Linked DNA regions of Mus musculus: all the other regions are linked to region 7. Evidence: chromatin loops called from intact Hi-C (ENCODE). Cell type or tissue: left cerebral cortex. All regions are shown on one strand. Region 1 has its middle 64 kb from the start of Gm34637. Region 2 has its middle 91 kb from the start of Gm34637. Region 3 has its middle 52 kb from the start of Gm34637. Region 4 has its middle 47 kb from the start of Gm34637. Region 5 has its middle 16 kb from the start of Gm35104. Region 6 has its middle 4.1 kb from the start of Gm34696. Region 7 holds the start of Gm34489 (a long non-coding RNA gene).

Region 1 (4,000 bases), 190 kb before region 7:
GCACCTCTAACATACTTTACGATTTAAGAACAGATTTAGATTCCTAGAGAGGCCACTATGACAACCCAGGGCCTACTCTCATAGCCTCTCACATCACAGTATATATGCTATGATTGAGAAATGAGCATTGGCTCATTGTTAACCAGCTGAAGCACATGTTTTTTTTCTGATTTTCTTTGTTATACATGATCATCTCATCCTGGATGCCATGTCTCACTTCGTTGTCCTGCCTCCGAGGGTCCTTGCTATTACTCACCTTGTCAGTTTGGGGAATTCCAATCTAGTATTTTGTAGAAAACTTTCTTGGGATTTGTCTAATGTTCATTTTCACAATTAAGCCAGGAGGAAGACTACAGAGGCAGAATAACTATTTTGTGGTACACTGACCTTGAAGGAGAGCTCATATAACAGAAATTTGACTCAGTGAATTCTGCACAGAAATTCCGAGTCTTCTGCCACAGGCTTTGCGTGTTCCAGGATCACTCGACTTAACACTATGACTCAAGGACCACTCACTATGTTGAGGTCTCATATGGGCAATCAGCCCTGTAGGGGGCATCTCTATCCAGCCTCTTCACCAAGTTATACAGCTCTAGAGCATCTCACAGGACAGCTTTACACAGCTTGCAATACAAGGCTAAGAACTTTGTATGCAGACGGGCTCTCTAGCATCTGACATCCAATTCTCGGTTTCCCTCCTTCCCCTAGCCAGGCCCCTCACAGTTCTGAAGCCGATGGATCATCACTCTACCCAAAGATTCATGACTAAGGGGGGGAATATTCCCTCCCTCTTCATTCATAATTCCCTTCTTTTGGTTTGAATGTGAAACACTATTTTTTGTAGACAAATCTCTTATCTTTTTTTTTTTTTTTGGACAGGGTTTCTCTGTATAGCCCTGCATGTCCTTGAACTCACTTTGTAAACCAGGCTGGCCTCGAACTCAGCAATCTGCCTGTCTCTGCCTCCCAAGTGCTGGGATTTGGGATTAAAGGCATGTGCCACCACTGCCTGGTTCTTTTTTTTTTTTTTTTTAAACAATTCCAGTTGTTAGTCCCCTCCTGGTCTGCCTTCTAACTGTTCCTCATCCCATACCCCCTGCCCAACCCCCAAACCCCACCTCACCAGACTTCTCTACTACCTGGGACCTCAAATCTCTTGAGGGGTAGGTGCATCTTCTCTCACTGGGGTCAGACCAGGCAGTCCTCTGCTGGATATGTGTCAGGGACCTCATATAAGCTTGTGTATGCTGCCTGGTTGGTGACTCAGTGTCTGAGAGATCTCAGGGTCCATGTTAGTTGAGACTGCTGGTCTTCCTATAGGGTTACCCTCCTCCTCAGCTTCCTCCATCTTTGCCCCAATTTAACCACAGGGGTCCCCAGCTTCTGTCCATTGGTTGAGTGCAAGTAACTGCATCTGACTTTTTCAGCTGCTCGGTGAAAGACTATTTTTTATGTGTGTGAACACTTGGTTTACAGTAACTTCGGGGAGGTTGTGGAACTTTTGGGGCCAGGAGACCCAGATAACAGAAGTAGATTGCAGTAGGGCAAGCTTTGAAGGTGATATACTATGTTTCCTATCTTCTGCCCAAATGTGACCAGATGTTTTATACTCTTGTTGCCTTAGATCAAACCTACCCAGCTACCATGCCTTACGTACCATGCTAAAGTGTCCCCTCTGAGTCATGAGCTAAACTAAACTCTAAATTCCTGATCTCATTTCTGTCAGGAATTTGGCCACTATCAACTAGCAAAATAACGACTGTTTAATATCAAAATTGACACTGTTGCTGATGAACCAGAGAGTGGGGTTTGTGGGCCTTCAGGACTTGTTTTGTAGGAGGAATGTGGAAGAGTTTAGAGCTATAGGCAATAGAAGCCCAACGATGCTGTCAGCAGACATTAATGTGCACTTCTCATGGGAATGTGCATGATCATGATGCCAACAGAGATGAAGAGAGTATGGGCTTGGTTCTTGAGGTGTCAGCTAAAGAGATGTGCCAAGAACTGGGCTAGAGGCCATTTCATGTTGTATTCCGAAAATGAATTTGGCGGCATTCTACTCATGTCTTAAAACTCTGAGTGAGACTGCATTCACAAGTAATGGACTAATTTACTTGGCAGAAGAAATTTTAAGACAGCATAGCATTTGGGCTGTGGCAGAGTTATCACTGCTTTTAGCCAGATTTATAGTGAGCAAAAAGTAGAACAGAAAGTTATAAAAAAAAATTGAAGTTTGTCAAGGAAAGGGTTGCAAGAACATTTAAAGTTTGCAGACAAGGCAACTGAGGACAAAGGAGTTGTTTTAAAAAGATAAACAAAATAAAAAATGGACTGCATGATTTGTACAAAGACAACAGAATTGAAGCTTTGAGGATGAGACTATTCACTGGACTTCAGGATGTAAAATCATGAGGCCATTTGTGAACCCTTTCCACTCATTCAAAATGGAATGCCCAAGGAAACAAAGAGCCCTGTCTCTCTTGCTTCAATAGCCCTCATGTCTACTCTGTTCTCCAGCCTTCGCATGGCTATAGCCTAAGTGAGGCAGGGTACATTCCAAACTGGAAGCAGAACTTGGCACCATTCCTGTGATGTTCCTTTTACCGTTACATAGAATCCAAGAGCTGATGAGGCCAGGCAATGTGTAGCAAAGGTGGATTCTGGGAGGCTCATGCATTATGAAGTCATGAAGATGAAATCTTTGTTGTGGCAGTGACTTCAAGTATAACAGAGATGATGAGAACATGAGACCTTTGCCAATGAAAGCTATAAGCATGAAACAGAGCCCGCACAAGAGAGAGCCCATGCCTTCTACATGTGGTGATGTTGGTTTTTTGTTTTTTGTTTGTTTGTTTGTTTGTTTTCCCCGCCCCTACATGTGGCAATGTTATAAAAGGACACTCAAGCTGCTTGGAGCCCAGGTGCTACTGCCACAAATTCAGATGCTGAACGTGGAGCCACAGGGTTTCATCCTTACCTTGCTGGCTTTATTCTGGTTGGGTCTCATCTTTCCTAACTCTTCTTCCCTTCTTTCTTTTTGGAATGGGGATGTTTATTGCACAGATTGCAAGCATGCAATTCCCTCCACTCTCTCCTCTCTACCTCCCCATCCCCCGTGTCTCCAACCCCCTCATTCATGGCTAAGAGTTTTCTGGAAGAGATTGGCGTTTTGAACAGTGTTAGAACTCAGGTGGCAGAGAGATTCTTGAAATTGTACTGAATGTGTTTTGTGTCATAGTACAGTGGGTGATGGTGGAGGTGGAAGGTTATGGAACCTTTGGAGACAGTGGCCTAGCTAACAGGAGTGGGTTGTTAGAGGGAATGAGCCTTGAAGGCTACATCTGCTCCTAGTTCTGGTCTGAGCAATCTGCCTTCTGCTGCAATGTGAGCAGCTGGCTTGGGCTCAGCCTGCCATGAACCAGGGTGAATCTGGTGATCTCTCTGAACTGTGGAACAAAAGGAATCTGTCTCCCTTAAGTTGTTCTTTCAAATAACTGGTCACTAACAGTGAGAAAACTCAGGACCATGGACTTTCTTTGTTCGTATGCCTGTCTCTATAGAACGAGTACTCTTATGTGCAAAGGTTTTTCATCCATTATTTGTTTCTCTGCTACGAGGCATGGTAGCTGATGCTTCATGTCTCCAGTGAACAACTGGCTGAATCATTATGAAATGGCTTTGTATCTATGGGGGTCAGTGGTGGGATATTATGGTCTGAGTATGAAATGTCCTTGCTGGGCAGTGATGATGCACACCTTTAATCTTAGCATACCAGAGGCAGAAGCAGGTGGATCTCTGTGAATTTGAGGGCAGCCTGATCTATAGAATGAATTCCAGGAAAGTTAGGACTACACAGATGAACTGTGTCTTGAGAACCAACCAACCAAATATCAATAAGTTCACGTGTTTGAGTAATTGGTCCCCAGTACACAGTGTTGGCTGGATGACTCTCTACAGACATACCTATAATTGTCTCACTGCATTGTAAATGGCAGTGTCT
Region 2 (4,000 bases), 160 kb before region 7:
AGGGCTAGAAAGGGGAAGTGCCCCCATCCTTCCGGGCAAACCCCAGGGCGTGATGAGACGGTGGGTGGGAGAGGAAAGCAGAAATCTCCTTTCTAAGCGTCTGACACCTTGAGGCATTAGAATAGCAGAACTTTCCTGGGCTCTCCAGCATCAAGTTCCCCAGTGTTTCTGCCAGGGATGGAATGCAAACCCAGGGGCAAGCGCCCCCCTACCCCCTCCCCCCCCCCCCCCCGCCAATCCAGAACACTGGGCTCACGAGTCCTTTGGACTCACGTGAGAGATAGTGTCTAACTTTCTCAGGGTTGATGCAGAGACTAGAGACCAGTCTACCTCATAAGGCTCCTTGAGGTCTCTACAGGGGCCATTGTGTGGAGTAGCACCAATTAGCTATTAAACAGCCAGAGAAAAGCCCCTTCTTGATTTGATTTTCTGCAGTTGGACTCTGCGAAGCCAAAATCTGAAGCAACTCAACTTTGTTTAGCTCATTTCTGGCCCTAAGGTTCCTTCCTTTGATTTACAAATGCAAATGAATTGATGATTATTTTGAGCAAACTCTTTCACTTACTCCTTTACTCAAACCATACTCATTGATCCCTGCTTGAGGCTAGAATGGGAGACCTCACACCCAGTGGTTTTATATCACTACCTTCTGTAAAATGGTGATTGGCAGGAGCTAGTACCAGCTGTGTTCTGGCTTTGCTTGACTTATTTATTTATTTATTTATTTATTTATTTATTTTCAAGACAGGAGCTCACATAGTTCAGGCTGGCCTTGAACTTGCAGAAACCTCTCAAGTTCTGGGTTTATAGGCATGCAGTGTCGTGCCTAGCCAAACCATAATATCTGTTATTTTTCGTATGAGGATTAAAAAATGGTCAAAGGGGGCTGCGGTGCCCATCCTGGGCCTTTGCTCATTTGATTATGGTGGTAGATCATTCCTACCTGACACATTCTGACCTTGTGTAGTTCTTTACATTTTAGACACTGTTTCTTCCTTGCGTTCATGACTGGACTTCTCCATGGGGATAGAGGGTGTGCCTGACCAATAATTTTCCAGGCACAAGCACGGTGGTGAACTAGAATTGATGGAAAGGGAAGATCAGCCTTCACCAGCAAAGCTCCCAACTTGGCTATGTGGTAGAGGACACAGAGTTTGAGAACTGAGTTGAATTTGGCAACATTTGTCTCTGAGATCTGACAGCCTAAGGGAAGAGTTCAAGCAGGCAATGGTGGCCTGGGCAGCAGTAAGCAAGCGCCAGGCCTGCCCAGTAAACCCTTTTATCTGCTGGACAGTCACCTCTGGCCATCCCATGGTGTCTGCAGGCAGAATCCCACACAGTAAAGCTCCTGTGTGAGGAGTAGCTGTAACATTCCGGTTGGAGGAAACGCTGGCCAGGGAGCCAGAGAAGCTGCTGCCCGTACCCTCCACATGTGCTTGTGCTTCTCCGTCCCCTAAGTCCTCTGAGCATTTCTAAAATGAGGCAATTAGAATAGATTAGCCTGAAGATCTGTTCCAGAGTGAACGCTTCATGATATTACTCGGGCACCAGCACACATGGAATAGTTTAATTATCATTATTAAATATGATAGCCCCCAGGTTGCCAAGTATGTGAATAACAACAGAAAGGCAAGACCCCCTCTTTTTTTTTTTTTCCAGAGTCTATTTTTTAAAGCTTCCCCCATCATCTTCACCTCTTTAGGCTTCATCTGGATATTTCATGTCAGTGTAATCCAACTCTGTCAGATCTTTTGGATGATCCAGGGAAGTCTGCATCCTCACCTGTCCCAAGTGAGGATGTCAAGGCAAAGAAAAAAAGATCTGGCCTCCAATCTCGCAGCCACAACACACACTGTGGCCAGCTGGTCATCACACAGGCTATCTAGAATCCTGATGAAAATTCACTGTTGTCATGTGGAAGCAGTGCCTGCTGATTTCATTTTCTTCATTCATTTGAAAGTTACAAACAATACCAGGAGTTACTTCTCTTTAAGGTGGTATGTAGTGACCGTGCCACAGGTCGATGTTTTCATTACAGTTCTAATTGCATGGAAATACCTTAATCTCACCAAGCCAATTCACTTGTAGCTTCTAAGACTTTAATCGACTAAAATTTCTGTGTTAAGGCAAAACCAAACAAACTATACTAAAATGAGAAAGAGTCATTTCTAATCAGCCTGACCCCCACTCAAGGTACTTCTGCTAGAATCTTCTCTGACCCCTCTCTAATTGTCTAATTAATGCAGTATTAAATTGACACCAACCAAATGGGAGCTGCATTGTGTGCTAACAGTTTGGGCAAGCTGAGAAGAAGTGTAATTTCTGCACGGAAAGCCAGATGGGAGGAGGGGACAGGAAGAGCTGTGTGCATGCTAATTCGCAGTTTGACGGACTCTCTTTGTAAAAATAAACACTTCGGCAGAAAATCTAAGGAAAGCAAATGCCACCCGTTTCACATCACACAATGCCTACTTGGAGATAGTGCTCATTTCCAACTGTGTTTTGCAAGTGTCACATCGAGCTAAAGCAGAGAAATTCGCTTCTTTATACTATTGCTGCCATATTGGCTGCTGGCTGCAGAGACTTGAGCAGAGGTAGGAGGTACACCCAGCATTGTGTTGGGAGGATATGTTCTGAGTTCCTTGTCCTGGGACTGGTCAGAGGTTCAGAGTCCTGTGCAGGACTCTAGGTTACCACGCTTAGCAGATGTAGGCATGCCATTGGTCACAGTTTGGGATGGATCCAATTAGTCAGGCTATCCTCCTCAATCAGATCTTCAACATCTGGTCTGATGGAAAGGGAAGAGTTACAGGAGAGGCATAAGCAGAATCAAGGATAGTTAGTAGGGCCAATGACGAGCATAGAGGTCATCTCTAGAAGAGGCAGGACATGGGGACATGCCACCTGGATCATCCAATCTTGCTGACACAGTGATTGGGAATGAGGCCAAAGGACACCTCTAGCTACATGAAGAGCTGCCCTACAGCTGCAGAGACCTGCTTCGTGCCAGGGTTACACCTTTTCAGGAAGCTATACTAGGTGCCAGTGCTAAACAAGAGAAACATGGGAGGGAGCCCAGCATGGATGATCTGAGCGACAACACTGTCGCCAATGAGCCAATGCTGAGCAGTGAGCTTACATCACAGTTCATCTTCTCTTTCTGCCCCTGTTGTCTTTCTCCTTCTAAAGCACTGGTCTCTAATAAAAGACCTAGCTTTCCAATCCCATTTCTCAGTATCAGCTTCCAGAGTCCTCAATGGGAAACATTACAATTCTGTTTATTTAGCCCCTATCTATTTTCTTTAAGCATTAGCCATAAGATCCCATTTAAAAAAAAAGACTCTTTGCATAGAATGCATATACACTAGAAACTAATTTTGTCCTGCTTAGGACTTTAGGCACTAAGAGGTGGTTTGGAAGCACCCAGGAGGACATTTTGAGCCTGCACTTTGTATGGCTGGACCCCCAGAGTAGTGGAGAACAGAGACTGACAGTTAGCACTGTCAGGAGTTAACTCCTAACACTGAGGTGCTAAGCAGATCGCTCTGACTAGAGAAACCCCTGGGGATATAAGCAGATGAATCTAGATAGCCCAGGCAATTGCTTCTAAATGAATTGAATTAAGCCCAAAGGCCAATTCAATGCTGAAAAATAGCCTGGGGTTGGGGACAGGGGCAGAGGGGCGTTGCATTTCCAAAGAAAACAAACAAACTGAACCAAACTGCTTGTTTTTCCTTGGGAACAGTAGATCCCTGATCCCCTGAAATGGGATCTACTCTAGGGCCAACTGTTTTACTAGACAGAGATAGAGACTGTCACAAAACTCCTAGCAGAGATGGTGAGATACTAGAAAAACCATCACAACTTCAAAATGCCATGCATAAGTGGTATGGGGAGATCCATCCCCCAAGTGTCTCTGCCTCTCATCTCAAGTGCTACAAGGAGTCTATTTAAGGAGTCCTGTTTAGGGAATTGGATGTAGCCATCCATAAGGAATGAA
Region 3 (4,000 bases), 200 kb before region 7:
GCATCTTACATCCTCAAAAGAAACACAGTTTCTAGCACTCCCGCTCCTGTAACCATACATCAAGGTGCCCTCAGGCAGAAGCAGGCCATTCCAAGGTTCATAAAGCAGAAACACATTCTCATCCTGCAGCTCCCGAAAGGCGAGCTTTCCTGTAGACAGAGGTCACACAGCCTGGCCACGAGGGGTTCCTGAAAGTGGAGGGAATTGAAGAAGGGGCCCAGGAGAGAGATGCTCCAGTATGCCCTAGAGACTGCGGAGGGAGCCTTTTCAAGCCGGAGATGGCTCCAGGTGGCTGGCATTTCAGAAGTCATTGTGTTTCCTCAGCGGAGGCTGCTCTTTTTTGGATTGCCAGGTGCATCTCTCTCTTGGTTCAGGAGTGGAAGCTGAAGGGCTGGGAACCAGTTCCTAGTTAGCAACTTGCGCTGAGATTCTGATCTGATTAGGATGGGTGGGGAGAGAGTGCTGAACACAACAGCAGATATTAAAACACAGCTATGTGTGCTTTGTGCTTGGAAATATGGATTACTCAGGCCACTCATCTGTGAAAACTCAGAAGGCCTCCTCAAACGCCCCTACAGGGTTCAATAAATGGTCCCAGAGCATGCATGCCCGTAGGAGTTCGTAACTGAGAGACCAATAGGCAAGAGAACACTCAGTTCAAAGTCTTGTTTGTTTGTTTTTGTTTTTTACAATTTACTTGTGTGTGTGTATGTGTGTGTGTGTGTGCATGTGTGTGTGTGTGTGTGTGCGTGTGTGTGTGTGTGTGTGTGTGTGTAGAAGATGACACTGAATCCCCTGGAACAGAGTTGCAGGTAAGCTGTCTGACACCGGGGCTAGAAGCTGAATGCAGGTGTTCTACAAGAGTAATAGATGTTCTTAACCACTGAGCCATCCATCTCTCCAGCCACCAAAGACTTTGTTTTGTTATGAACAGTTTAAAGTATTACAAGAAAAAAAGCCAAGGGCATGATATATACATCATTTAAATTATAACCAGAAAAAAAAATCAAGTCCATGACATATACCTTTGTTATAACTTAGTGGAATATGTTATAGGCTGTGTCCAAAATGTCTTTACATAGTGCCAGGATTCTGTAAACATTTTGCCTTTTATGATGAAAAGGATGTTGTAGAGGTGACTGAGTTAAGGACCTTGAGATGAGAGATTATCTTGGTTTATTTGAACACGCTCAATGTAATCCAAAGGGCCCTTATAAGTGAAACAGGATGTGACTGTAGAAACGGTGTCTTTGTTAGAGTTTTCTACTGTTGTGATATAACACAATGACCAAAGCAACTTGGGCAGGATTGGGTTTAATTCAGCTCACAATTTCATAAAACCTTCTGTCAGAGAGGGAGATCAAGACAAGAACCTTGAGGCAGGAGCTGACACCAAGGCCAAAAGAATGTTGCTTGCTGGCTTGCTCCTAGTGGCTTACTTAGCCTGCTTTCTTATAGCATCCAGGACCACCTATCTACAGTGTCACCATTCCCTGTAGGATAGGTCAATTCATATCAATCACCAGTCAAGATGTCTCACCACATACTAGGTCATAGATCACTCTGGTGGGGGCATTTGAGATGCAATTTTCCAAAGTGACTTTAGCCTGTGTCATGTTGACATAAAAACTAGCCAGCACAGACTGTATAACTACAGTTCAGAGCACTTGCTGAGTTTGGTTCCTAACACCCACAGAGTGACTCATAGCTGTCTATATCTCCAGCTACAGGGATTCTAACGCCATCTTCTGGCATCCTCCAGCACTGCATTCAGATGACATACATATACATACATGGAAGCAAAACGTTCAGTCACGTAAAATAAATCTTGGAGCAGGAAGAGAATGAGGAAGAGGAGGAGCAGAAGAAGGAGGAGCAGGAAGAGGGGCAGGAGGATCAGCAGGAGGAGGAGCAGGAGGAAAGGGATACCACAGTGTGAGGCAAAGCCAGAAAAGATGGGATGATAGAGTAGCAATCAGAAGGATACAGTGTAGAAGCTGGAAAAACAATAGCAAGGCTAGAGCCTACAGAAGATGCACAGCATCCCTAAACACTTTAATTCAGCTTAATGGGACTATTTCTGAACTCTTGGACTTTACGCTCATAAATGTGTATTATCTGAAGCCACTAGGTTTTTAAAGGTTTGGTACAACAGCAAGAGAAACCTAGCACAGGACTCATTTTGAATCACGCTTGTGAGAATGGCAAGAACTTGTGTCGCCATGCTGGAGAGCTCAGTCATTTGCCAGACTTCGACCAACCCATACATGTTACAATGCCTGTTTGCCATCTTGAAGACAGTAACAACCCCAGAGTTTTATAATGTACATCGGGAAGAACATAGTTTTGGGGGAGTGGGCTTACTAGGACCAAACTGAGGGCCTTGTACCATACTAGGCACTAGGCTAGCACACTGTGCCTGCAGCCATGGTGGGGGTGGGGGGCGGTGGTATCTACAGGATAGGGAGATGGAACAGAACTCACAGAGAAACGGTAAGAGCTTCTACTCTGACGAGTGTAGAAACTGCTAGAGGTCACGCTGGGAGAGTCAGAAAATATATTGAGTTTAGTTTGGAGGACTGATTAAAATGCAGGCAGGTGACTGAGAGCAGGGACTAGGACTATATCCTAAACAAGGCCACATATGATGTACAGTTCTCAGAATGTAGCTATAAGGTTGGGGATGACAGTTCCTGACATGGACAAAATCTAGACATTGCCTACAGAGAAGATAATGAATAACAATGATAACGATAAAGATAATAAGTAACCAACCATCAGCTCAGCACGCTTTAAATAAGGTTGAAAAGATCAGTATATGCTCCTGAAAGATCATATTGGCCATGAAAAGAATTCTAGATGAAAAGACAAAGGGCTCTTTGGGAAGTTAGCTGTTCTATTTTATGTAAGAAGAGAATGGTTCTTAGAGAGGACCCTGGAAAGTCCTCTCTGTCTGCTTTGGTTGCCTGAGTAGGCTTTGTGCTCCAGTGTATTGCCTCTGGAGAGTGAGGCCATACATATTTCTAGGTTTGGTCCTTGGGCCAGGCCCTGCCATAAGTACTCACACTTACTCTGAATGATCAAAAAACCTGGGCATGCTGCTTTCTGCTCTGGAGACAGAAAATCATATGGGTTTTATCCCAAATCGCAGGGTGCAAGAATTCTACCTTATCTGTAGAAACAGTCAATACATTTCTGTTGTCTATAATATACAGCACAGAAGACTCTGGATGCTGGAGGTAAAGAAAAAAGTGGTTTGCATGGGGATGAAGGTATTATGAGGAACGTTCGCTGACTGCTGAAATGAAAACCAAAGCATCACAAAACACCTGCCCTTCCATTCTCAAAATCCCAGAGACAGCGACGGAAGCAGATCCCAAGCCACAGTGACTTGCGATGTCAGAAACCAACAACTGAACACTCATCATGGATCTATTGTGGAACTAAAGAATAGCTGCTAATGCTGAGAGGGACAGAGTACCCTTCTGATATCACACCAGCAGGATGGTGAGGGGCAAGTCCTTGATTTCTCTCTCTTGGGTCCTTGAAATATACGGGAAACCTTGGCTTTAGAATGAGTCAGAGGTACTGGAGAGCTACTGAGGGAGTACAAATAGGACTGAAAAATTAATATTATTAGGAGAAGTATCACATTATCATGGAACATTTGAGCTGGAGCTCTCGGTGGCCCACCCACTTGTGTATTTAATGATGTATTTCTGGGTGACTATTTGTTCATAAACTCTGTGAGAAGCAGAGAGGGTACAGGGCAGGCTTCTCTAACAGGTGTTTCCCTGGCAACGGGTCTCAAAGTGGAACAAGAAATAATGATAAACAGTAATTTTGTACTTGGGCCCTTTTCATACCTGTTAGATAGATGTTTCTTGTAGGCTCAGTGTCGTAACTTGCAAAGGGATTTCTCGACAGCTCTTTGATGGTATTTAGTTTGGAAAAGCACTCTTTCCATTGTTATTTCATTAAGATGTTGTTTTCAAATAGC
Region 4 (4,000 bases), 200 kb before region 7:
AAGCTGGAGGAAACTGGTGTCCTGGGGGGATGGAGATGACTGTAGTACCCATACAAATGGTAGGTAGCAAGAGGGTCTGGACCCAGTCACATACCCTCCAACACTTGCAAACCCCCAGCTAGCTGGCTGTGGGTAAAGTCCTGTCCTCAGGGAGCTTATGTCTCTGCACTCAAGGAGCCAGGATGGTACTTCCTGAGAGCAATTATTAATCAGCAGTAACAGTGGGGAACCTAATGAAGGATCATAGCACTGGGGCTCAGCAGCCTACAGGGCGCTGAGTGTGGTTAGGGAAAAGCCAGTTTCCTCTCACCCTTAAGGTGATCTCTTGCTAGCCCCAAAAGATAGCCTAGAAAGTCCTGCCTACATAAAGCATGCCCTAGGACATATCATGAACACTTGTAGGTGGACAAGGAGTTAGCCAGACTAATGGAGCAGACAGAGGGACATGGAGATGGGAGCTGTTGCCCCAGGGTCTCTGTTACTTTCCTCTCATACCCTCTCACCTGAGGCTCAGCATCCTTTCAAAAACAAAAAACAAAAACAAACAAACAAACGAAAAAAAAGAGAACGAGGAAGAAAAGGCAGGCAGGGATGAGTGAGACTGTTCTCAACAATTGTTCTACCAATGGGCTGCCGAGCTGTGTGGTCCCAGGGAGACCCTTTCAAGGCTTGGTCTTTTGTGTGTGGAGAGGATGGTGATAAAGCTTTCCTGCTCCTGTGGACCCTGAATGAAAGTCAGTGGTTGAAAAGAGCACGTGAACTGGCTGAGTGGGGAGGCAGCCACTGAAGGCTCCCTGTGGCATACCAGCCTCTGGGAAAGCCGGGCTGTCTGACCTGGTGTTTTGGCAGTCACGTCACTTGCTTCAGGTCTCAGTGTATGTATGTGTGTGCACTTGAGTGTGCAGGTGTCTGCGGGTGTTTGCTGCTGTAGCGAAGGGCTTGGTGGAGGGAGTGACAATCTTGTCATTCTGTTTTTCTAACTCTGTAGGATAAAGCCTGTCCTCTAAGTTTAGTCCTTTGCCTGGCACCTGTCACGCATGGGCATGTGTGCACATGTTTGTGTACTGTGTGTTTGTGTGTGTGTGTACTATGTGTGTGTGTATTGTGTGTTTATGTGTGTGTATGTGACTGTGTATGTATGTGTGTGTGTGCATAGAAGTCAGAGAACACTTGGCTGTGGTTTCTCAGGTACTAACTATCCACCTTGTTTTTAAGACATGGCCTCTCAGTACCCAACACTGGCCATCCAGGCCGGGCTGACTGGTGAGCCCCGGAGATCCATTTCCCCCGGGTTCGGATCAGGTATGCCTCCCAAGTCAGTCGTCCTTTTTACTTGGGTACTGAGTAAACTCCGGTCCTTGCTGCAAACCCTTTACTGAATGAAGCATCTCCAAGAGCCCAACCTGTAGCCTTTCACTCTGCCTTCCCATGGCCTTGTCACTGAAGCTTCTTGTCCTGAGAGCAGGGACTTGTATCCACTGTGCTCTGCTCACTCCCAGTCCACATGTGTGAGACTCCCTGGGAAAATGCGCCTCACAGTGAAGCCAGGGAGGAAAAAAGAGTTGGTCCTGTCTGATGTCTCACTGCCTTCCTACACTGTACTGGACATGCCAGTCTAGATAGTCTCAGATAGGATTCTAGGAGGGAGATATTTCCCTCCCATTCTGATGCAGTCATCAAGGCTCAGAGATGAGCTGTGAATAGCCAGTAGCACAGTGGTCACCAGGAGGGGAACCCAGGGCTTTTATTTTATTTTTCTGTCATGAATTCTGAGGCATGACTATCATGCTTCCAAGACCACTGACAACGGTCCCTTCTTCAGGCAGGTTCCCCACGTGGGAAGCTTGTTCCTTCTCTTTGGATCCTCAGTGTTTGAGGCCGACCTTCTCTGTGACAAGGCCACTCTCATTCTCACTCTCTTATTTCAATTTTACCCAGAGCTGGTGTAGGACATGAGGAGTTGAAAGAATGAGTTCTACACCGTGGTCTGTGCAAATGTAGAAAGCATTCTTCTTTCTCGGGGCTTGTGTTTCCCAGTTAGTGATATAGGCTTAGTCTAGAATGCTACTGTAGGGCCTCTCCAGCTCTGCATTGCATTCTTAAACATTCTTTTCTGAAATCCTAGCCTGTCTTGCAGCAGCTTCATCCCTCTGGCTAGCCTGTCTTAAAGCACAGCGCCACCTTCTGGAGATGAGCTTACTATGGAGTCACAACTTGTCCCCTCACCAGCACTCCCAACCCTCCTCATACACACACACACACACACACACACACACACACACACACACACACACACCCTTTGGCCTAGCGTCTGGCTCTGGATCCTCCCTTCCCTGAATGCCAGGCTGGAAACCTAATCAGTAGTCCCTGTCTGTCGGCTGTGGGCACCGCTCTTCAAACTTGCTAGGCAGCTCCAGTGGGGAGCCATGGCTTTCTTTCATCCAGAGGTTCTGATGCCTTTCCAAAAGCTAAGAGCTGGGGCCACTGTAAGCACACTTGAGTCCCGAGGCAGCTAAAATATGTAAGGGATGTGTTCCTTTGGAAAGCAGAGGCAGAAACAGCTAGGGTCCCCTGCCCCCACATACTTCCCTTTTTGTTTTTGTTTGAGGGATAGAAATCATCATCAGAAAAGTAACCAAGGAGGTCCCCAGATATTCTCAGATTCAGTGACATATTTTTTATTTTATGTTCTCAGTTGGAAAAAAAAAAACAGTCAAGAAAAAAGACATAGAAGGGGTGTGTTTGGAGTTGTCTCTGGGCACCTGGCCTTTGTTCATTTGGTGTCTGTCTTAAGCACATACAAGGGGCTACTCTTATGCTGTCATACCTAGATGGACTGAGGACTCAGTTGCCACAGGCTTTTGTCCCAGGGGCTGTCTGCTAATTACCTGTGGGATGAAGTTCAGACTTGTCTTTTTGTTGGAGAAACTCAATTGCCTCCAACGAGATAGGCTATGTGTGGCTTTAAGAACCCGGAAGTACACCCAGCATCTATCTGTCTGGGGACATTAGCTGAATAAAGTCTAGACATGACAGGTAAGAAGGAGCTCTGGTCTCAGAATTACCATGCACGCCCTGCTTTCTGTGCTTGTAAGCATCTTCCCTCTGCTGTCTGGAGCACCTTGCTCTACAAGGGGAGAGTAGATACAGATTTCTAAACTCTCCAGTTCATGGTTCTAGGAGTTAGTTGCCTGCTGAGTTTTCATCCCGACTCTGCCTCTTAGCATTAGACGTTAGGTTAGAACAGGGGCAGGGAGGTGCACGGGTCTATTGCTCTGCCTGAGCTTCTGGGTTCTACCTGCTTGCAGGGTTCTTCAGGGGCAGGGGCAGGAAGACCTATTTGGGTTGTGCATGGTTCCATGCTTAGAGTCACCAATGACCGTCACTGAGGTTCCCGTCCTAGCTAAACTACAGGAGTTGAGAACAGTTTTGGAGGAAAATGTAAATAGTTCCAAACGATGCACTTGCTTGCTTCCGTTCAGTCTGGTGGTCCTGCGCAGAAACACCCGTGTGCCTAGGTGCTAAATGAAAAGGCCCACAGGGAGGAAGTCCAGAAGGGTGCTACTCTGCTGCCGGCACCCAGCCCTGTGGCAGTTGGCGGGAGCTGTTGGTAAATCGCTTGGAATCCTGTGGGTACCTTGCCATGTTCATTGAAGATATTAACACCTTTTGTCTAGAGCCAGAAGCCGGCAGTTCAGGCACCTGGTGCTAGACTTAGCTTGTCCAGTGGAGAAATTAACATCATAAAACTCAGTTAACAGAGATGCCGTGGGTTTAATTAGTTCCTTAACAATTAAAGAAGAATTATGAGAGCTCGGGTTTGAGCTCTTCAGCTTCGAGAGCAATTCGGATGGAGTGGATGGCGCTGGTTGATGTCTCCCCTGAAATTCTTGCTTGACAACGTGATTTGGGGAATTATTTATGTTGCCCTGCTTCCAGGCGAATACATACACTTTCCTATAACCCCAAAGGAAGTACTTCCTGGTTACCTCCCTAGCAA
Region 5 (4,000 bases), 360 kb before region 7:
CAGGTCAAAGAGTTATACAGGAACATGCAACAACACAAATAGAGATAGTTTACTGGGAAAGAGAAAGGCTCTCCCGAGAATGAGAGTGGGTTAATGAGACAGGGTAAGGCACACAAAAGTGCTGGACCAAGAGGCTTAGGATCCTTTATGTGTGTGGTTGATACAGCACCTACTTCTCCCACATAAGTGTGTGTGTGTGTGTGTTTCGAGATTTTTTTTTTCTGTGTCACCCTGGCTACCTTATAATTCACTCTAGACCAGGCTGCATTTGAACTCACAGAGATCTCCCTGCCTCTGCTGGGATTAAAGGCACATGACACCAACGTTTGAAATATCATTTGTATTTTGTGAGCTCTTTTCCCCCTGAGCATTGCACGTAGCCCAAGTGAGGAAGGGCTTGTGGCTTCTCTGGTGCGCTTACCTTGATGCTCTCTCTTGCCACCCGACCCCTCTTTGTGATGTCCCAGGGGAGCCACAACAGCAAATTTAAAATTTATCTCCCAGGGAATTTACAATCTGGGGAGAATCAAATGGCTTCAGAGGGACTCAAGGACCCTCGAGAACACTCTGCTCTTGGGAATGAATCCAAGTTCTCAGATCTGGCGGTGAGTTTGAAATCACCGAAGTGTCAGTCTGCACTCTCAGGATAAAGCTCAAGTCCAGATTTCCTGAGCTGATTCAGGCTCAGGCCTTATTCCCCTCTGCAGCCTTGGAGCCATTGGCAGCTCCAAAGTGTCCCACTCTTCTCCCTGTCTCTCCTCTGCTCCGCACTGGAGACTGATTGCCCTTTCACCTTTATACCTGCTTGGACCGGTTTACTCTCAAAGTTTCCTCAGAAGTCACCTGCTCTGAGATATTGTTGGTGGGACTGGGTTTCCTTGTTCCTAGGAGCCTGTCACAGCATGTGATTATCTGTATCAGCACCATCTTGTCTACTGGACCACGGAGAGACCCTGGGGCACCTTCAGCTCATCTCTAGATCCTAGCTGGCACCGCAGCACCTGGCTTGGATGAGGCAATGGGTGTCAGGAGCCATCAACAGTGCCTGCAGCTAACACAGAAGAGCCTACTGTGCACCAGGCTCTGTGTCGACACGTCACCTCAGCATTCCTACTAATTCTTGGAGGGCACTACCTACATTTTACTCTAGAGGGAACAGGGACACAACAAAGAAACTTGCAAAGGTCATAAGAGAATTAAGAGATAATTCAAACTCTGGAAGTTTTCCTCCATATTCTTCATTTCAGACAATAGTGGTGGGGTTCAGAACATGCTACCCCAAAACACATACGTCACCTTAGCATGTGAGGAAATTAGAGAAGCAGGAAGACTTTCTGATCCCCACTCGCCTTGCTTGCAGAATTCTCCATCTCTTCTCTAAAGTAAGTCATAGCATCCCTACTCTGGGGTGGGATGGGGTGGGGGTGTCTTTCTCTAAGACAGGATAGAAACACAAAGACACTTGGAGGACCATGAGAAGGAAAAGGAACCCTTCATCTTGGAGACTAATTTAAGCCTCTTTCCATAGAGAAGGTAGAGTTTCAGTGCAATTAACAATCGCTTAAGGGCTTTCTCCTGACCCAGCTGTTAAGTCTGGAGTTTCCTAGGAATCTCACCAGAAACCCTGGATACAGGTACATATTAAAACTGCTTGTGCAACCTAGTGGCTCCTGGTTTTACTTTGTCCTGTTCAAGGCCTCTCCAGACCCACTGAATAGTCTGTCTGTCTCACCAATCAAAAGAGAGAGAAAGGAGAAGATGCTTCCAAAATGTATATGAATAATGCTAAAATAATTCACTGCAGTTTTCCCTTGAGAAGCCTGCAGTCACACTTGGTCATGACTTATGTTCTTTCTGAGTGTCTCTCTTCCTCCTAATCCTTGCGCTTAATGTCTCTACTAAAGCATGTTTCAGGGGCTGGAAAGATAGCTCAGTATTTAAGAGCATTGGCCCCTCTTTCAGAGAACCAGGGTTCAATTTCCAGTACCTACATGCTGGCGCACACCCATCTGCAACTTTAATCCTAGGAGATCTGATGCCCTCTTCTGGCCTTTGAGGGTATCAGGTGCGCACATGGTACACAGATACATGCAGACAAAAACACTTGTACACATTACATTAACTGATTAATTAAAAAATATCTAGTAAAATCTCCAACAAATTTCATATTGGTTAGACCTGAAATTCTCCCTCAGCCTCTTGAGTTCAGGGAATAGAGGTGAGCATCACCACGCCCGGCTAATCACAGGATACCTTCCAAGGTCAAACAGGCAACAAACATTGAGTAGATTTAAAACAACAAAATTCACAAAAATTGCACTGGAGTGTCTGGCTCTGAAGTTGAAACTCTTGTTGAAAAAGGAAAAAAAAAAACCAGAAAAATGAAAATTTGAGCCCTGTTTATAAATGTCTTAAGACATTTTCGGTCATATGCCTTTGTCATTCTTTTAATCCTCCTTAGAAGTGTTTGAATCCACGGACAGCTTCTACTGGGTGATGTAAATCCTCCCCACCATCCCGAGTTTTCTTCATATGCCTAGCATGTGCAACAGAGTTGTTGTGTCAGGGACAGCTGCCTCCCCAGTGCTGACACGGTCTGGATAGGAGATGCCTGTGAGTGGCATCTACTCTGTCATTCGGAGTAGATGGCCTTGTTTCCTCAGTGGGAGCTTGGGTTGAAACGCCTTGAGCCTGGAAGTGGGTGAGTGACCAGGGGGAAAGTTGGCCTTATCATGGCTCCTCCACCTTTGCCTTTCCACTGTACAGCATCTCCCTTGTGGATAGCTTGACTCCGTAGTCACAGAACTGGGTGGGAGGAAAGCAGTGCTCATCTAGGGTGCAAATGTTTCCAGTTGCCTCCCTCACCTTTCCCAATCTTCTCTCTCCTGCTTATATCTGATGAGAGACAATAGATAGTAGACACATCTGTAGACACATCTCAGTTACTTTTGTGTCCCCTCCTGTCCCCGTCCCCATCCTCAGAGCACATAGCTAGACCCTCCTATATTTTGTGTTGTGTCTCAGCTCTGCAGGTACGGGTCAAGCTCAGTTTCCCCAGGCAGTGACTGTGTCAACGTCCTCAGTGTCTACTGAAATCTGGCACAGTGCAAGTGTTTAGAACACGCTTGGTGAATGAATGAATAAATAAATAGATGGAAAACAAAGGAAGACAGTGACAGATTTTCTTTTATTTTAAAGCTCAACTCAGTGGAAAGTAGGTCTTTATTTAAGGACTTTTCATTTGCAGCTCATGGGAATTCGGAATGAAGCCCCAAGGTCGTGAGTTTCTCTATTTTTGTTTTGCTTATTATACTTCTCTTTGGGGTTATTTACTGATTTATTTTAGCTTTCTTTTGTGGCTCAGTTGCTGCTTTCTTTGTTTTAATTCTGCTGTGATTTAAATTGAGGCTCCTTTGGAAAATCTGACATTGGAGGTAATGAAAAGTCTCTAAACTGAAAGCCTGGGGACCCTGGTTCTAATTTCACTGTCACCAACAAGATGGACTTTGAGACAGCCCCTCCTGAGTCACGGTGTTTGCTTGTTCACTCATAAATCTGTAAGATGTGGTAGTAGGTGGGGTGATCTTGATCGCCTTTGTTCTGCTGACAGTTTTGAGGTTCGATTGGGCAGAGAGGAAATAGCTTTTCATTTTGTTCTGAACCTGTCTGAACTCAATGATATGTATGTGACATGCACTAGTTTTTTTAAGGTTAAGAGTAATTCTTCTAGGCCAGTGGGATGAGCAGAAGATGATGAGTTATGTCATGAGAGGACCTTCTCTGCTGAGATGGTGACAGGTACCAGGGTCTGTGTCCTGAAGCAGCTCAGGGATGAGGAGCAAGACATCTGGGCAGAGAGAAGTGAGGCTGCATCTTCAGGTGTGGCCAGGTCACAGGTCACAGGCTTCTGTGCAAGGGTTGGCAGGTTGGACTTGACTCAGAACTGAAGGGAAATCTTCAAAAGACTTATAACAGGAGAAAGGCAGCCTGTTGTACAGTG
Region 6 (4,000 bases), 290 kb before region 7:
ATCTGAAAATGACAAACACCAAACCAAGGTGGACAGCAGCCTAAGAAATCACGCACGTACACATGCATGCTATTCATTGAAAATCAAGTTCAGAAAGTACATTCAAATCCTACTCTCTTGGGTAGAAATATCTTTTCTAGAGCACAAAGTATGATTTCACACTTGCAAGTAACTGTTGTTAGTTTTCTATGTGAGGTGTCTGATTGGAGGAGATCTGTGTGTCTGGTTGCTCTGCACTCACGTTTAGAGTACTTTAAAGTGAGGGATTCACATTTCAAGACTTGAAGACAGCCATAAGAAAAGTCCATGTGCTTCTAGGTCTACATAGCCAGACCTGGACCGGTTGTGTAGGGACTATGGTGAGGCCCAGCCGTCTGGCTGCTTCGGGGACCACCACTAGCCCCTCTCGGGGCCTCTTCAGTGTTGCCTGGAAACCCTGCAACAATGCCTCCCAAGCAGCCCCATGATGATCTTTTCTGAAGTGGCAGCCCCTTCAATTATTTTATTTCCATTATATTATGTTAATTAAATCAGCGAAAAGAAGAGAGCACAGGCATGCCCAGAGTGGAGTGGCTCTGAAGGGTTAATCGGAATGGCCCTGGCTGAGACTGCTAATAGAGAGACAGCAGCAGAGGGGACAACTTATTCCAATGGGCCCAATGTAGACAAACTGTCAGGAAGCCCCATGGGCCTGGTTGGCCTGCATCTGGGTCTCCTGGAGACCAGTGCTGCACCAGTGGACACAACAACAGCTGGAAACAGCTATTCCAACAACTATTACTGTTACTCCAGTGACCCGTTAGCACTTGCAGAAACATCCATGGAAAGCTAGCTTCAGATACCTGCAGGGCGGGGCCTGCTGTAACAACAGTGCCAGAATACTCAATGTTTTAGTAGTCGTTTATTCAAACTTCTACAATTAACTTTTAGGTTGACCTGACAAAATGGAAAACTAGAGCTCTTTGGTTGGCATTAGAGCTGGGCTGGAGGTTAGCCCCCCCCCCCCTTGGATGTGGAGCACAACTAGAGAAGTCAAGTTTAGGGGACATTTCGAGAATCAGAACGGTCTTTTCTAGGCTGCTGCATTAGACATCTTCAGTGAGAGCCCTCAGCCATAAAAATGGGGCCTCATGGAATTCTAGAATATAGGTGATGCCTTTTGGCCTCAACTTATTTGTCTGTTCAATGGGCATATACTTCATATGTGGCTTCCTAGACTCAGGAGTTTTTGTAGTGGGCCCTTTTTGGGCAATGTAGATGTTCCTGGGAAATTGCCCCCACCCCACCCCGCCCCTGACATTGTCCTGAAGGGTGCCTTTGTGCCTCTGTAAACACAATGTGGAGTTGTGAAGCAAGAACATGCTCTGAGTCATTATTCTACTCTGTGCTCCCTGGCATTCTGCAGCGTGTGACAGGAGCTGGGGAAATCTCACTCTTCTCTGGCCTCTAGCTTGCTGGAGTTGGGAGACAGACTCACTTTGGCCCACGATTTCCTCCCAGTCTGCAGGCGGTGCCATCCCTGATCCCTTAGACACCCCGCAGCTGTGGCATCCTCTCATTTGAATACATCAGCAAAAATAGCAGTGCACCGCCTTATGTTTAAAAGACGACGGAGCAATTACTCTGAAGTTGATTTCCTGCTCCCTGCCTTTCCAACATTGCAAATCTCCTCAGTTTCAAAATTAAGTTGTAAATGAGATTTGAGTTCCACACCACCCGCTTTGTTCTCTCTCCAAGAGAGAGAGAGAGTCGAATCGCCAGTTCAAAGAAAACGTACACATAACTGGAATTCAAAGGCGGTTGGAGGGATTTTCTTTCTCTTAATCTTGGTGACTGGGCTCACCATCTGATTAACCTTCTACAGCCTTTACTGCGAAGAAGCAGGTCTTCAGCCACCTCTCCCAGAGATTTCCCCTCGTTTGCAGGACAAAGCCCTGGATCAGCACCGCCATAACCATGGAAACAATAGCCAGCCTTCTGTGTGTATTCATTTTCCAAAGTTGCCTCGACTCTGTTTTGACCCATGCATTCTTCCACATACTTTGCTGATTGAGAAACTGAAGAACGAGTCGGAGACCATTTCTTTATAACTTTACACAGGCTACAGGTTAATTTGTTCATCTCGCTGGCTGACTCGAGCTGTCTACTGCTCTGTAGTTTGCTCTTTAATCTTGTTCTTTGTTCTCTGTGTGGTTTTTTTGTTTCTGTATTGCTTTGCTATGAGGTCTCATTATGTAGTCAAAGGTGACCTGGAAGTTGCTATGTTGCCCAGGCTGGCCTCAAGCCAATGGTGGTCCTGTTTCAGCCTTCTGGGCTCTGAATTCACAGGCATATACCAGTAAGTCTGATTTCTTTTCTTTTCTTTTTTTAAATCTGTCTTTCTCTCCCTGACTCTCCTTCTTCCTCTCTTTCTTCCATGCTGACACTGACTTAAAACTCACCATGGAGCTGAGGCTGCTTTTCCTCTTCCGATCCTCTACCAGGAAGTGCTGGGATCCTCTACCAGGAAGTGCTGGGATCCTCTACCAGGAAGTGCTGGGATCCTCTACCAGGAAGTGCTGGGATCCTCTACCAGGAAGTGCTGGGATCCTCTACCAGGAAGTGCTGGGATCCTCTACCAGGAAGTACTGGGATCACAGGCCCATGTTTCCTTCCCTTCCCTTCCCTTCCCTTCCCTTCCCTTCCCTTCCCTTCCCTTCCCTTCCCTTCCCTTCCCTTCCCTTCCCTTCCCTTCCCTTCCCTTCCCTTGGAGCCTGTCCTGGGAGAATATCTGAATTCTCCATGGGCTCGCTGGGCCTCCTCTGTCCTGACCCAGTCTAGCTCGGAAGGTATGAGAGTTGAGAGCCATTTATTCAGCTGCTACATGTGAATATTCTCCATGTTTAGGCCTTACGTCTTGCTCAGTGCTGGGCCCTACAGATGAATGTGGTCTTGCTTCTTGAACAAACTAACAGCTCTTATTGATGCAAAATCCTGTCTTGAGGCTGGATAGATGGCTTACTGTACAAAGCTTTTGAAACACAAATGTGAAGTTGGATCTCTAGTACTCAGATAAATGCTGAGCGGGCATGACAGCCCACCTGTAATCCCATCATTTTCGAGGAAGAGAGCTTCTGGTCTCTGGAGCAAACTGGCTATCCAGAAAATTGTCTTTACCAAATCAGACAATTGTCCCTGCAATTAGACTGATCAGGTAATTACATCCAAGCCAGGATACTGTGAGGGAGAATGATTAGGGACTCATAATAACCATGCCATGAAACAGGTATGAGTTAGGCCACTTCCCATCATGTGAGAATGCAGGTTCTCAGGCTACACTGCATCTCCTGGTGTTGGGCTGGCCGTTGAATGTGCATATTAGTATGAGCATCAGTACACTGATGCTCAGAGCCCATCTACTGCCATATCTTATGGAACTCTTTTCTGGTCCTCTTTATCCTGGGGACATGTCTGAGTTCTCCATGGGTTCTCTAGGACTCCTTTGTCCTGATATGTTGGAGGCTGGAAGGAATGAGAGGTGAGGTCTTGCTGGGGGTAGAAGGCTAAAAGTCCTAAATGTCTCCTAAGGACACGGAAGTCTAATTTAGTTGAGATTCCATTAAGTGTGAAGAATGGAAGATACCCATGTCAGGGTGGCTCAGTGGTGGAAGGATGGGCTTTGGAAGTCAAGAGGAAGCAGTTTGGAAACAAGACCAGGAACACATGTTTCTTAGGCTGGAGAGATGGCCCCTGAGTACAAGCATCAGTTACTCTTGCAGAGGACCTGGATTCAGTTCCTAGTACCCAACTTGATGACTTGTAACTCCAGTTCTAGGACTTACAGTGACCTCTTTGGGCCTCTGCAGGCATTGCATGAACACAGTACATAAACATGCACACAGACAAAACATACAGAAAAGGGAAATACATTTATTTCTTTATTTTTTAGGTATGACTTCCTCTCTTTCTTGAGCTTGGAAAGCTTTGAAAAACACATTTATTGTTGTTTCTTGCCCCCCTT
Region 7 (4,000 bases):
GTGACTTGAGTGGCCAATTGAATAGGGTTTGGAGACTCTCATCTCTTGCCCCTCTATAGTTTATCTCAGGGGTCTTCAACAACCAACTCTTGGAGTTGCTAGAATGACTCTCAGCCTTGGTCTTTTGGAATGGTTAGAAGAGAGTCCTGTGCTCCTCTAAAAGTACACTGGAGGATTTTGTGACAGAAAAAAATAACTTCTTTCATGTTAACATGCTTGGTTTTACCTGTGACACCACATAGTGGTGCTCTGACCAAAGTTTACAGATAAAGTCACCGCAACGCAGGCAACTCATCCTGATCACACATCTAGCAAATGGAATACAGTCTGGACGATTTTAAGTAGTCTGGACCCTTAGTCACATATTACACACACTCTTATGGACTGGAAGTTACCAGAAAGGAAAGACTGTGAGAGAGGTAGAGGTGACATCAGGGACTACGTAGTCTAGTGCCCCTTGGTGCCTGCCAGGCTCTACCCCAAAGCTAAGGAGGCAACTCTAAGACTCTGTAACAAGATGATCCAACAGGCTGACAAGGATCCTTTTGCTGAACTCCTAATAGCTCGCTGGCTCCAGCATTTAGCCAGACTCTGGAATGTAAATGCAAACTTTAATCTCCACCTTTACAGATGGGAGAATAGAAACTAGAGGATAGATAGCCCACCAAAGGCCAACCTGTTGCGAGGGGATAGAACAAAGTTCGAATCTATCAAACTCCGAACTGTTCTTATAACCATCATCTATGACTTTGCCTCACGTGAGGGCGAGGAGCTGAAGATGCCCATGGACAAGCTTGAAGTGAAGAACGGACTGTAGGAAAAGCCTCCCATGCTTAGCTACTGGTGTTCATTGCTCATTTGGAAGTCATTACCACATGTGAGGTGGCCGCGCCTTTACCAAGGTACCATGAAAAACAGCTTCCCAGTGGAGTTTCCTTTATCCATCTGCTTTGAAGCACATGTCTGCTTACCTTTGGTGTCTGCCCTGAGCTTCCTCCAGAGAAAGCCTGAATTTAGTTCCTCAAGGAGATCTCTGAGCTCAGCACTCGTGGGTGGGCAGCAGCTTGCCTTCAAAGGGGGGTGCAAAGCGCTCACTCAGTGGAAGAGTGGAGGGGGCGAGTGGGAGGCTCCATTCCCATTTCACAGACGGGAAGACTGATGGCAGTGAATGAACTTTGCTGCTGCCCACAGACTCTCACAATAGCCACTGATCTTATAATTTCTATAGCCCACGTCTATGGATCCGCAAATCACCAGAGTGAAAGCCGATCTGGGCCCAGTAGGAAGGAGACGGTCCTTGCTGTAGCCTATTGGACCCACTTGCTAAAGAGCTCAGCTCCATCTCCTCCCCTTCCGATGGCTCAGGGGTCCCCTCTGCTGTGATCCACAGCTCTGCGTTACATGGGTCCCCGTGAGCCGTGGGGTCACCGCGCCCTGCGGCTTCCTTTGTCCCTGCCCTGCCGCCGCCTTGGCGTCTGCAGCAGCTCAGAAGCCGGAGCAGCTACGCAGGGCGTGCCGGGGCGCTGCTCAGTGCACTAGCACCATCTAGGGGTAACTGGGTGAAGCCCAGAAAGCAGCGGGCAAGCTGACACCTCAGCCTTCCCCAGACCCCCCTTTAGGTTTTGTGGTTAGAGAGGAAGTGGCAACAAGCCCACCCTCTTGGCTCTCTCTCTCTATTGAGATGGCGTTCTATCTCCAATCAAATTCCATCTTTTAATGGTCGCTAACAAACAAGGAGAGAAACTGAGGCTTTGGAGGGTTGGCTTAAAGATTTTAATACAAATTATGACAGGACAAAGGGCAGAACCAAGTGTTCAATCTGTGCATTTGGCCTCTACTTCCTGTGTGACCTTGGCCAGATCAAGTGACCCCAAGAGACCTAACTGTGTCACTTAACGTTAGGAACTGTCCACAAGGCCTTCCTTGGTCCTGCTTGCAGGGAAGGGCAAGCCAACCAAGAGAAAGAACAGTGCAGTAAAACCCTGCCTGAGCATGTGAATCAGAAGAGATGAGTCACTGGTCAAGATCAAGAAGAAAGGATGTCTGAGAAAAGAGCCTGCTCCATAAACTTGCCAAATTATCCTGCCCACAAAGGCAGGGCTCCATCACCCTCCAGGCAAAGGCAGCTCCCTTTAGACTCTGGCTTTGAGGCTCATGGCCAGGGTTATTATCTCCATTTTACAGCTGAGAAAATCGAGGCAGAAAGAGCCATAGATATTTTCTCAGAGTTGAGTCCCAGGGTAGCCAAGAGTGACGTCATCATTTGCTCGGGCTGAGCCCCTCTGAGTCTGGGTGGGAAACTACTTAGGGAGATTCTGGAATGGTCTGGAAATGTGGTGTGTGTGTGTGTATGTGTGTGTGTGTGTGTGTGTGTGTGTGTGTGTGTGTGTGTGTGTGTGTGTCTTTCTCTCTCTGTGTATGTGTGTGCTGGGGGGTGGGAGAGCAACCACTTTGGTCTTACCAACTATAAATGGGTATGCCTGGAATTGTGTTAACATTGCCTTCTATGACATTTACCAAGACCACAAATTTGAAAAATAGCTGAGTAGGTTCATGTACAGACAGTTTACACAAGTTTAATAAAACAGATTTTTTTCCCACGTGACATCAGTTGCAAACCAGGATGCAGGGAAGGGTGCTTCCTTGAGAGCCCTCTGCCATCAGAAAAAAATACAGTGGGAACTCCCTGGGAGTCCAGGATGCTGGAGACAGATGACTCAGCCCTGACGAGATACTCATGGGAGAACAGAGATGGCTCGGCAAGCCCCACTACTTCTGTCAATTCCCAGAACCCACATAAAGGTGGAAAGAGAGAACTGAAGCCACAAAGTTGTCTGACAACCTCCACAGGTATGTGAAGGGGCCAGTATGATACCCACTCTTGCTCCCACATCATGCACACCCATGCACATGAGCACACACCCACAGTAATAATAAATAAATTAAACTAGTTCTTTTGAGAGAGGTGATATGCACACTAGAGGATAGTGAAACATGCTCAGGTGGTCTTAGCACAAAGAGCTACAGAAACCCTGTGGCCATGTGGCTTTTGTGGTGGTCTCTCCCCCAGCCCCTCCCCTGCCCAGAGCCACTCTCTGTCCCTCCCCTCTCCCAATAGACAGTGCCCCACTGGTTCTCTGCATCTTGGGCTTCCCTGAAGCCTCTTTTCTATAGTATACTGACAATATCCCTGTGGCTGCCAAGAACTAGGGTTGCACAAGTTGACTTCCCCTCCTCTAACTAACACAGCTGTGTCTTAACCCTGCTGTACCTTGTAGCCAGGCCACTTTGGAACATGCTGGGCCAGTCATTTGTATAGACTTCGATGATTGTCCTAATCTCTGAATGTGCCCCTCCATTTCAGCAAACAAAGAGGGCTTATTTCTTATCCCTAGTATCCTCTGTGATTCAGCCTATATCAATCTGTCCTTTACCAGATTCAGGTCCTGTGTCTCATACATTGTATGCTCTTGAGACCCTGGGCTGTGTTTAGTCTGTGCCCTATATATCCTACTGCCATTCCAGGAGAGCCTATGTGATGGCTTTCCAGAAATCTTGTTGAAGTAATGATCCCCTTAGACATTCAGTCTGTGTGGATCTCAGACATTGAAACAAGAAGCTGTGAAGTTGAAAGTTGATGTGGGGACCCCAAGATGTTAAAGATGCCAGAGCCATGGGATACTTGCTGGGATATTTGATATTTGGGAGCTAGACCCAAGGCCAAATTATTCCCAAATACCTGTACAGGCAGAGTACATACGTCTCATTACATGCATCCCTCAGAGGAACTATGCCTCCAGATTGGCAATGTATAAAAACTCGTCTAATTTCTGTTGTTAAAAATCTATGCTCCTTTTGAAGGCACAAAGAGCAGTTCCTTTTGGGGTCACGAAGAGCAGCCGAGGCTTGGCACTGTGAGAGGCCATGGAAGGACATTGGTGAAGGTGCAGCCTTGGTTGCAACTAATGGCTCAGTACTGAAGGGGTCATGCAAAGGATTT

The links. Hi-C counts contacts between places; a loop is a spot of excess contacts. Peaks named below come from ENCODE experiments on the same cell type or tissue, not always from the same donor. Only the 100,000 strongest peaks of a DNase experiment are listed, where the experiment ranks them.
Region 1: it touches region 7 in a loop (2.8-fold over the local background); 6 of 42 quality-filtered maps call a loop at or near these places.
Region 2: a loop joins it to region 7, with 2.2 times the contacts of the local background. A loop is called at or near these places in 3 of 42 quality-filtered maps.
Region 3: a loop joins it to region 7, with 3 times the contacts of the local background. A loop is called at or near these places in 16 of 42 quality-filtered maps.
Region 4: it touches region 7 in a loop (5-fold over the local background); 15 of 42 quality-filtered maps call a loop at or near these places.
Region 5: it touches region 7 in a loop (2.4-fold over the local background); 5 of 42 quality-filtered maps call a loop at or near these places.
Region 6: a loop joins it to region 7, with 2.6 times the contacts of the local background. A loop is called at or near these places in 2 of 42 quality-filtered maps.

What each region holds. Positions count from the first base shown.
Region 1 is chr12:12,603,683-12,607,682 of GRCm38, reverse strand. No RefSeq gene overlaps it. Among named protein-coding and RNA genes, the nearest start is that of Gm34637, 64 kb to the left of the region's middle. In left cerebral cortex, no CTCF peak of the experiment used is centred here; a DNase peak (open chromatin) is centred at 2,028.
Region 2 is chr12:12,576,848-12,580,847 of GRCm38, reverse strand. No RefSeq gene overlaps it. Among named protein-coding and RNA genes, the nearest start is that of Gm34637, 91 kb to the left of the region's middle. In left cerebral cortex, no CTCF peak of the experiment used is centred here; a DNase peak (open chromatin) is centred at 2,427.
Region 3 is chr12:12,615,496-12,619,495 of GRCm38, reverse strand. No RefSeq gene overlaps it. Among named protein-coding and RNA genes, the nearest start is that of Gm34637, 52 kb to the left of the region's middle. In left cerebral cortex, a CTCF peak has its summit at 1,766 (motif pointing left); no DNase peak of the experiment used is centred here.
Region 4 is chr12:12,621,314-12,625,313 of GRCm38, reverse strand. No RefSeq gene overlaps it. Among named protein-coding and RNA genes, the nearest start is that of Gm34637, 47 kb to the left of the region's middle. In left cerebral cortex, a CTCF peak has its summit at 2,152 (motif pointing left); a DNase peak (open chromatin) is centred at 2,179.
Region 5 is chr12:12,779,774-12,783,773 of GRCm38, reverse strand. No RefSeq gene overlaps it. Among named protein-coding and RNA genes, the nearest start is that of Gm35104, 16 kb to the right of the region's middle. In left cerebral cortex, a CTCF peak has its summit at 2,066 (motif pointing left); no DNase peak of the experiment used is centred here.
Region 6 is chr12:12,706,944-12,710,943 of GRCm38, reverse strand. No RefSeq gene overlaps it. Among named protein-coding and RNA genes, the nearest start is that of Gm34696, 4.1 kb to the right of the region's middle. RefSeq lists an enhancer at 1-3,532. In left cerebral cortex, no CTCF peak of the experiment used is centred here; a DNase peak (open chromatin) is centred at 1,557.
Region 7 is chr12:12,418,539-12,422,538 of GRCm38, reverse strand. Gm34489 (a long non-coding RNA gene) reads right to left here and starts at 1,498. Exons shown (of 3, transcript XR_381260.2): 1 at 972-1,498. In left cerebral cortex, a CTCF peak has its summit at 1,547; DNase peaks (open chromatin) are centred at 1,080, 1,513, 1,989 and 2,724; H3K4me3 peaks cover 411 bases; H3K27ac peaks cover 318 bases.